Regions from separate parts of the Homo sapiens genome. Here region 1 is linked to region 2. Evidence: read pairs that join two places in POLR2A ChIA-PET (ENCODE). Cell type or tissue: MCF 10A. All regions are shown on one strand.

Evidence for each region. ChIA-PET counts read pairs that join two places held together with the same protein. Peaks named below come from ENCODE experiments on the same cell type or tissue, not always from the same donor. Only the 100,000 strongest peaks of a DNase experiment are listed, where the experiment ranks them.
Region 1: POLR2A ChIA-PET joins it to region 2 with 6 read pairs; 2 of 35 experiments call an interaction of 5 or more read pairs at or near these places.

Annotation. Positions count from the first base shown.
Region 1 is chr2:71,366,637-71,370,636 of GRCh38, forward strand. It overlaps ZNF638 (zinc finger protein 638), which reads left to right. Exons shown (of 28, transcript NM_014497.5): 7 at 1,746-1,892; 8 at 3,247-3,369. Among named protein-coding and RNA genes, the nearest start is that of ZNF638, 37 kb to the left of the region's middle. In MCF 10A, no CTCF peak of the experiment used is centred here; no DNase peak of the experiment used is centred here.
Region 2 is chr2:71,274,802-71,278,801 of GRCh38, forward strand. LOC105374797 (a long non-coding RNA gene) reads right to left here and starts at 2,014. Exons shown (of 3, transcript XR_940233.2): 1 at 1,581-2,014; 2 at 1,374-1,483. RefSeq lists a silencer at 1,598-1,837 and an enhancer at 3,039-3,148. In MCF 10A, a CTCF peak has its summit at 2,831; DNase peaks (open chromatin) are centred at 1,760 and 2,210.

The DNA of each region.
Region 1 (4,000 bases), 92 kb after region 2:
TAATCACCAGCAGCATTATTGAGCTTTTGTAATCTTTTTTAGTAAGGTATAAGAGTGAGCCTCTCCTGAGAATTGATCATTATTCATCTGTTCTATACTTTTTGTGGTACAGTTCAGAAGTCAAATACTCTGTTGTACAGTGTAAAATTTATACTTTGGTACTGATTTATTAGTGTTATTTTGACTGTAACCTACTGGTTACGATACTAAGGTATTGTTTTATTGTATGTGTTTATTAAATCACTATTAATATATTAAAACATCAAGAGACTATCTTCAGAGAAAATCCTAATAGGCCCAATATCAAATATTTTGTATATTTTAATATTAATAAGTCTTCAAGTATTTAGGTATGGAATGCATTGCTCTCAACAGTATTTAAATACATGAAAGACTTTCAGTAAGTGCTGTTCCCTGCCCCAAAGAACTTACATTTAGAAGGATAAACTTCTGATAATCAACCAGTAATTAACAGAATTTTGAAGAGCATTGGGAAGAAATTTTTGAGTATAGGGAAAATTTTGAAGAGGCTGAGTTAGTCTCATAATATGAAGTTCTTTTCATTTTGTTTCAAGACTTCTAGGTGGTGGCAGTGGAACTTTTTTTTTTTTAAGTTTTCTTATTTAGTAAAAAATAAGAGAAATGGGGGTCTCGCTTTCTCACCCAGGCTGGAGTGTAGTGGCACAGTCATAGCTCACTGCAGCCTCAAGTTCCTGAGCTCAAGTATCCTCCTGCCTCAGGCTCCCAGGTAGAAGACTACAGGTATGCGCCAACACACCCAGCTGGGTGTTTTAATTTTTTTTTTTTTTTTTTTTGAATCAGAGTCTCGCTCTGTCACCCAGGCTGGAGTGCAGTGGCGTGATCTTGGCTCACACAACCTCCGCCTCCCAGGTTCAAGTGATTCTCCTGCCTCCTGCCTTAGCCTCCTGAGCAGCTGGGATTATAGGCGTGTGCCACCACGCCTGGCTAATTTTTTTTATTTTTAGCAGAGACGGGGTTTCACCGTGTTGGTCAGGCTGGTCTCGAACACCTGACCTTGTGATCTATCCACCTTGGTCTCCCAAAGTGCTGGGATTACAGGCGTGAGCCACCAGGCCTGGCCTTTTTTTTTTTTTAAAAATATAGAGTCTTAGTATGTTGCCCATCCTGGTCTTAAACTCCTGGCCTCAAGCGATCTTTCTGCCTTGGCCTCCCAAAGCAGTGGGATACAGGCATGAGCCACCATGCCTGGCTGTAATTTTTAACGTAAGCGGTAAAGTTGATACTACAGTGTATTCAAATGGTATGCATTATATATGAATTTTTAAAAATATTATACCTGTCTAGAGATCATTTCCAATTATTAGAACAGAGGGGGTAAGCAAAGCTGTAATTTCAGCTTTACTTGTTGGTGGGCCATGTAGTTTCATAGAAAAATTCTCTCTAATGGCCTTGGAACATTCCATAGATCTTATTTGCTATAAGATGCTATCAACAGAAAAGAGCACCTGTAAACCATTTCTGGGTTAAAAAATATAAATAACATTTCTTACCACTTTTGCATTTAAAATCTTATTAAAGTGTTAAAATCGTGATTTAAAAATGCGTAAAGGAGGTGGTGAAGGAAAAAGAAAAATGGGTAAAAAATATGGAAAAGACCCTTTAGTGTACTAATATTAGTGGTAGAAGAAATTATATAGGAAATTATTACTGTACATTGTAGCTTAATTTGGTTTATTTTAAATTTTCTTTCACTCCAAAAATAGCTTCGGAAAGAACAGTCATTGCATTATGGTTCGGTTCTTCTTATAACTGAATTACCAGAGGATGGTTGTACTGAAGAAGATGTGAGAAAATTATTTCAACCATTTGGGAAAGTGAATGATGTCCTAATTGTTCCATATAGAAAAGAGGTGAGTCATTTAGTCTGTGGCAAAAATTCATACAAAGTGATTGCTTTAATGATTCTATAAATTGCTGTTGTGTTCCTTAGCTGCTTGTACTGCATATATAATTGTTCTTTGAGAGTTATATAAATGTCTGGATGTGAATAAGCAAGGCCGCAAAATAATGTTTTATATCCTTTAAAATAAGTGTTTGCCCACTTTTTCTGTAAAGGGCCAGCTAAATATTTTTGGTTTTATAAGCCATCTGTAGGATCTCAACTACTGTGCTCTGGCATTCTAGTACAAAAACAGCTATAAGTAATATGTAAATGCGCAAGCATGGCTGTGTCCAAAAAACTATTTACAAAAATAGGTAGTATGCCATAGTTTGCCAGTCATTACTTTAGAACACCAGTTAGATAATACTAAAACAAATTATTTCCTTTGTATGGTTAAGTATTTTCTGTGGGTTATATTCCTATAACTCACATGATAAAGTTAAGAACTGTGAACAGTTCTTCACATAAGCACAACATAAAATAGTTAGTTAAGGCTGGGCGTGTTGGCTTGTGCCTGTAATCGCAGCACTTTGGGAGGCTGAGGCAGGTGGATCGCCTGAGATCAGGAGTTTGAGACCAGCCCGACCAACATGGTGAAACCCCGTGTCTACTAAGAATACAAAAATTAGCCAGACATCTGTAATCCCACCTACGTGGGAGGTTGAGGCAGGAGAATCTCTTGAACCCGGGAGGCAGAGGTTGCAGTGACTAGAGATGGCGCCGCTGCACTCTAGCCTGGGCAACAGAGTAAGGCTCCGTCTCAAAAAAAAAAAAAAAAAAAAGTTTTGTGAGTTAAGGCTGGGTGTGGTGGCTGAAGTCTGTAATCCCAGTACTTTGGGAGGCCAAGGCTGGAGGATCGCTTGAGGCCAGGAGTTCAAGACCAGCCTGGGCAACATAGCAAGACCTCTGTCTTAATTTTTTTAAAAAGTTTGTGAGTCAGGACAGGGAACATAGTGATAGTGTTGTCTTTGTTGCAAGAAGCCTTTAAAATGTCAGACCTACCACAAGCTGGACCATATCTTCCCTTCCCTCCTGTTGTTCAGTGAGCCCTGCCTTCTCATTTCCTCTTCTTCCATGAGCCTGCCTGGATTTTTTTTTATCTTGGTAGTGGTATAGAAATTATGTAAGGTTAAATGTCCATTTAATGTGTGAAACATCCTTAATCAAATTATACTTGACCAAAATAAAAACAGGCAAAAGCAACCATGACTTGAGGTAGTTTCATAGTTTGATGTTACAAAAGAAAGGATTAAGCCCATTTTAAAATGCAGGAACTTTTAAAGATAGATTTGTGACTAAAGATGGAATAAATTTCATTTTAGGCTTACCTAGAAATGGAATTTAAAGAGGCAATTACTGCAATTATGAAGTACATTGAAACAACACCTCTTACGATAAAAGGAAAAAGTGTGAAAATATGTGTTCCAGGAAAGAAAAAAGCACAGGTAATCTGGATTTAGGTCTTAAATGTTTTATCACTGTTGTTTTAGTTTAACTTTTTTGTTTAAGTATGGCACACATATAGAAATAGGCATAGAAACATAAATGTTAGCTCAACACATTATATGTGCATTAATTCAAGTATGTTGAAATTAAAACTTCCTCATACATGTATGGTGCTATATACAGTATTAAATAACGACGACTAGGAGAAAATACTTGCCATATATAACACAAAAATAGCAAACATCTGTGAATCTGGTACCTAGGTCACAAAAGAGAACATTTGACAGTATCTGGAAGTCCCTTGCTTGCTTCTTCCCAATTCTTACACCCTCCCTTCTTCTCACAAGTAAACACTAACTTGATTTCTAATGCCATAGTTGAGTTTTGCCTGTTTTCAACTTTACATAAACAAAATCGTATAGTGTACATTCTTTGGGCCTTTACTTCCTTAGAAGTATCAAGTTTTGTAACTTTAATTTTTCTAGATCATTTCTGTGCTTCAGTTCATATGATCGTAGATAATATCTATAGAATTACTTTAAATTACCCTTTAAGGATGAGCTTTCTGTTAAGTAAAAAGCTATATGTATATCTCACCTGTAAGGTTTTCTTTGTGTATGTGTGTGTTTT
Region 2 (4,000 bases):
CCTACTCCCATTAAACTACCATTGACATTCTTCACAGAATTAGAAAAACTATTTAACATTCATACAGAACCAAAAGAGCCCAAATAGCCAAGACAATCCTAAGCAAAAAAAAAAAAAAAAAAAAAAAAAAAGCTGGAGGCATCACATTAGCTGACTTCAAACTGTACTACAAGGCTACAGTAACCAAAACAGCATGGTACTGGTACAAGAACAGACACATAGACCAATGGGCCAGAATAAAGAACTCAGAAATAAGATCACACAACACTGTTGGTGGGAATGTAAATTAGTTCAGCCATTGTGGAAGACAGTGTGGCAACTCCTCAAGGATCTAGAACCAGAAATACCATTTGACTCACAATCCCATTACTGGGTATATACCCAAAGGAATATAAGTCATTCTGCTATAAAGACACATGCACACGTATGTTTACTGCAGCATTATTTACAATAGCAAAGACATGGAACCAATCCAAATGCCTATCGATGATAGACCGGATAAAGAAAATGTGGTAACATATACACCATGGAATACTATGCAACCATAAAAAAGAATGAGATCATATCCTTTGCAGGGACATGGATGAAGCTGGAAGTCATCATCCTCAGCAAACTAACACAGGAACAGAAAACCAAGCACTGTATGTTCTCGCTCATAAGTGGGAGTTGAATATTGAGAACACATGGGCACAGGGAGGGGAACAACACACACTGGGATCTGTTGGGGGGGTGGGGGGCAAGGGGAGGGAGAGCATTAGGACAAATACCTAATGCATGCAGGGCTTAAAACCTAGACGATGGGTTGGTAGGTGCAGCAAACCACCATGGCACATGTATATCGATATAACAAACCTGCACGTTCTGCACATGTACTCCTGAACTTAAAAGTTGAAGAAAAAAAGAAAATGAACGTGCATTGTTCTCCATTGCGAATAACGGCCACCAGAATTCCAGGGTAACAAATCTCTTAGTTGTCCTCTGGCCGAAATCTCCTCGTGCCCCACACCCTGCCCCATATCACAACAAGGCTTTTTTTTTTTTTAAGACACCGGGCTGGAGTGAAGTGGTGCGATCATGGCTCATTGCAGCCTCCCGCCTCAGCCTCCTGCCTCAGCCTCCCAAGTTTTTCTCACTTTTTCCCTTGTTCCTTTTTCCGTGTTCCTTAAATCAGAAAATAGTTTCCTGTCACCTGTCTGGACTCCTCCCCGTGTGCCTGCTTTGCCAGGTTTAGGTGAGGTGGACACAGAAATAGCGAAGTTGTCCTCTGGGGTGTGTCCTAATCCAAAACAGGTTCATCCTGGGACCACAGGCAGGCGCCACCCCTACACGTTTTTTGACGTTGGAATGTGCCTTATGTGGGCTCCCCTAATTACCTGTTTTCATATCTGCTCATCCACCGGAATGACTGGGAGATCCTCTAAGTGGAAGCTTTTTCCTATTTCCATGTGTCCCCAAGCACTGTGGCTGGCCCTAAATAGGTGTTCTGTAAACAGCAGGCGAAGAAATTATTAGTCTTAAAAAGGACAGAAAGACTCCCGCAAAAGCAGCAGCGCGTGCCGAACACCTTAGGCCTCACAGACCTTCTATTTGAGGAATGTGCTCCCCCAATCCCAGACCGCTCCTGGTGGGGCGGGCGCGAGCGCAGGACCGCGGAGCCTGCTGCGTTGCTCGGCTGCAGGGGAGGAGCTGGGCCCCGCCCCCGGCTTCCCGCGCTCCGCGTCCATTGGCTGGCCTCGGGGGTGGGCGGGTCCCGCCGCACGGAGTCCTGCGCCTTGAGGCTCAAGCGGCGGCGTGCAAGGCGTGTGAGGCGCGTAGAGAGCCGCGCGCGCCGTCTGCGATGCCCCGGGACGGCGTTCCTGCCGGGAATACCACCCCGGCGGCAGCCCAGGCTGCCGCGCAGAGCCCGGATTCCGCGACTGCCGGGGCACCGCAGGTTTTGGACTCGCTGAAGCGGTGAGCTCTGCCTTTGCCCTATATGCCGCGCTCTCGCCCGTGCTCTGGGGCAGTTGGCAGTGGGTGGGCAGGAAGGGGCGGGCCGGCAGGGCGTCGCACGTTGGCGTCCCCGCGTCGCGGGAATGGGGTTCGGATTCCCCCCGTGAATGTCATTCCCCAGGCTACCGGTCTTTAGCGCTAAGTTGCATGGGCTGGTGTGCCAGTCGGTCAGCGAATAGCGGCAGAACGCCTGGCCGGGCCGGCGTTTTCCGGGACACTCGTTTCGGCCTCGCAGTGGCAGCGCCTCCTGCGAGCCTAGACCGGCTCAGTGGACGCGCCGCGCTGTGCACGCGGGTCTGGGGAGACGGCGGTTCTTGAATGATCCCTCACACTGCAGGGTATCTGGGAGCGGTGGATTGAGGGGGCACAACGTGGCTTCTGTGTCGGTGAAATCGCTTGGACCAGCTCCAGTTCTTTTTAAAGATTACTCTTGTAAAAAAAAAAATACATTGTAGAATTGCATAATATGCTCTATCTCATCCAAAAATAGTTTTTGATGTCAGAGTAGTCATATGAACGCAACATTGACCCCTTTACCCCCCTAAATAATAAATCTTGAGCTTCTTATTGTATGGTAATAGATTTCTTTCATGAGAGAAATTTCTCAGGGAGTTAATCCACTCTCTCTCCCCTACTGCAAGATCCCGCTGCAGTGGTCCTAAAAAAGAAAAAGAAAAAGAAATTTCTCATACTACAGAAGAATAAAGTAGCCACGCTCTGTGTTTTGAATCAATTTTCAAGGATTTTTTTTCCACTTTGCTTAGGCGTTCTTTCACCCACAACTACACCCCCAGGTTCCAGATTTTGGAATGGTGTAAATAACGCCCCCCGGCGCCCATCCACTTAGCGGAAGGAAAGTCAGCCACTAGGCTGCGGGCTCCGGGCTGTCCCCAGCGTGGGAGAGGCTGTCCTGCTGGCCCGGCTGTTTATTGCAGCGATTTGGATGTTCCAAGAGTCACAAGGGACACTGCTCACGTCCCCATCTAGGGGGTCACTTCATAGCAGCATCAGCTCTTTCTTTTCATCCTTCTTGCTTGAGTCTGCCTCCGGTCCTCTGGATGGAGCAGGCTACAACGGACGCTCGGAGTAATGAAGTGAATTGCTCTTTCTTGATACAAATGAATACTAGTGCTGTACTGCCTTCTCCCAATCTTTGTGGCGTTTGTGTGAGCTGCTGAGAGCAGGCAGTGGAGAGAATGATAGACATTTTGCAGAAGCGGAACGCTCTAGTGTTATGTCATCCTTCTTGGCTCTGGTTTCTAGGTCCAAGTTCTGGTGACATTGTTTCAGCTTGCTTTGCCCTTTCCCAGGCCCCTGGGTTAGTTTGAAGGGAAAGGAGTGCCTGTTTCTTACCCCATAAGGACTAGGAAAAGGGATTGCTGGCTTGAGAAAGAGGTGCTGTAAGTTATCCTCTGCGGCCAGAATTCTGAGGATTGGAAGATTATGGATTTTTTAAAAAATGAAGGCATATAGAGGAATGGTAGACTACTGTAATTATTCTTAATAGGATGTTGGGAAATACAAATGCTGACCTATTTTATTCAGTAATTAGGGGAAGCTTAAGTACTTTAAATGCACCCTTTTAAAATTGCCAGTGTTACTGTGAATTGTCTTGTAAAACCAAAAAGCACCCCCAATTTAGCCTTTCTGTAGATCTTTTACATATGCTTAAAGGATTTGGGTCGGGATTCTTAGTGTCTTTGTATTTAATTTTGTGTCTTCGAGGAAGGGGAGCTATGAAATGTAGTACTTCCATACCTTTTGCCTCTGGGGACGTTTTTTGGTGGCAAGGAAAACTTATTTAGTGCTGATTTACGGGAATAGAATGGTTTAAGGAATTTGTTGGAGATTGCTCGTTTAAAAAATGCCTTGGGTTCATTATGATTTGGTAAATTGTACGGTATTGCTATATTTCATCCAAAATAATTTTCCATTTCAGGGTAAACATTTGAATGTACATTGACACTTCTATTTCCTAAATAATAAGTTTTGACCTTTCTTATTTTGT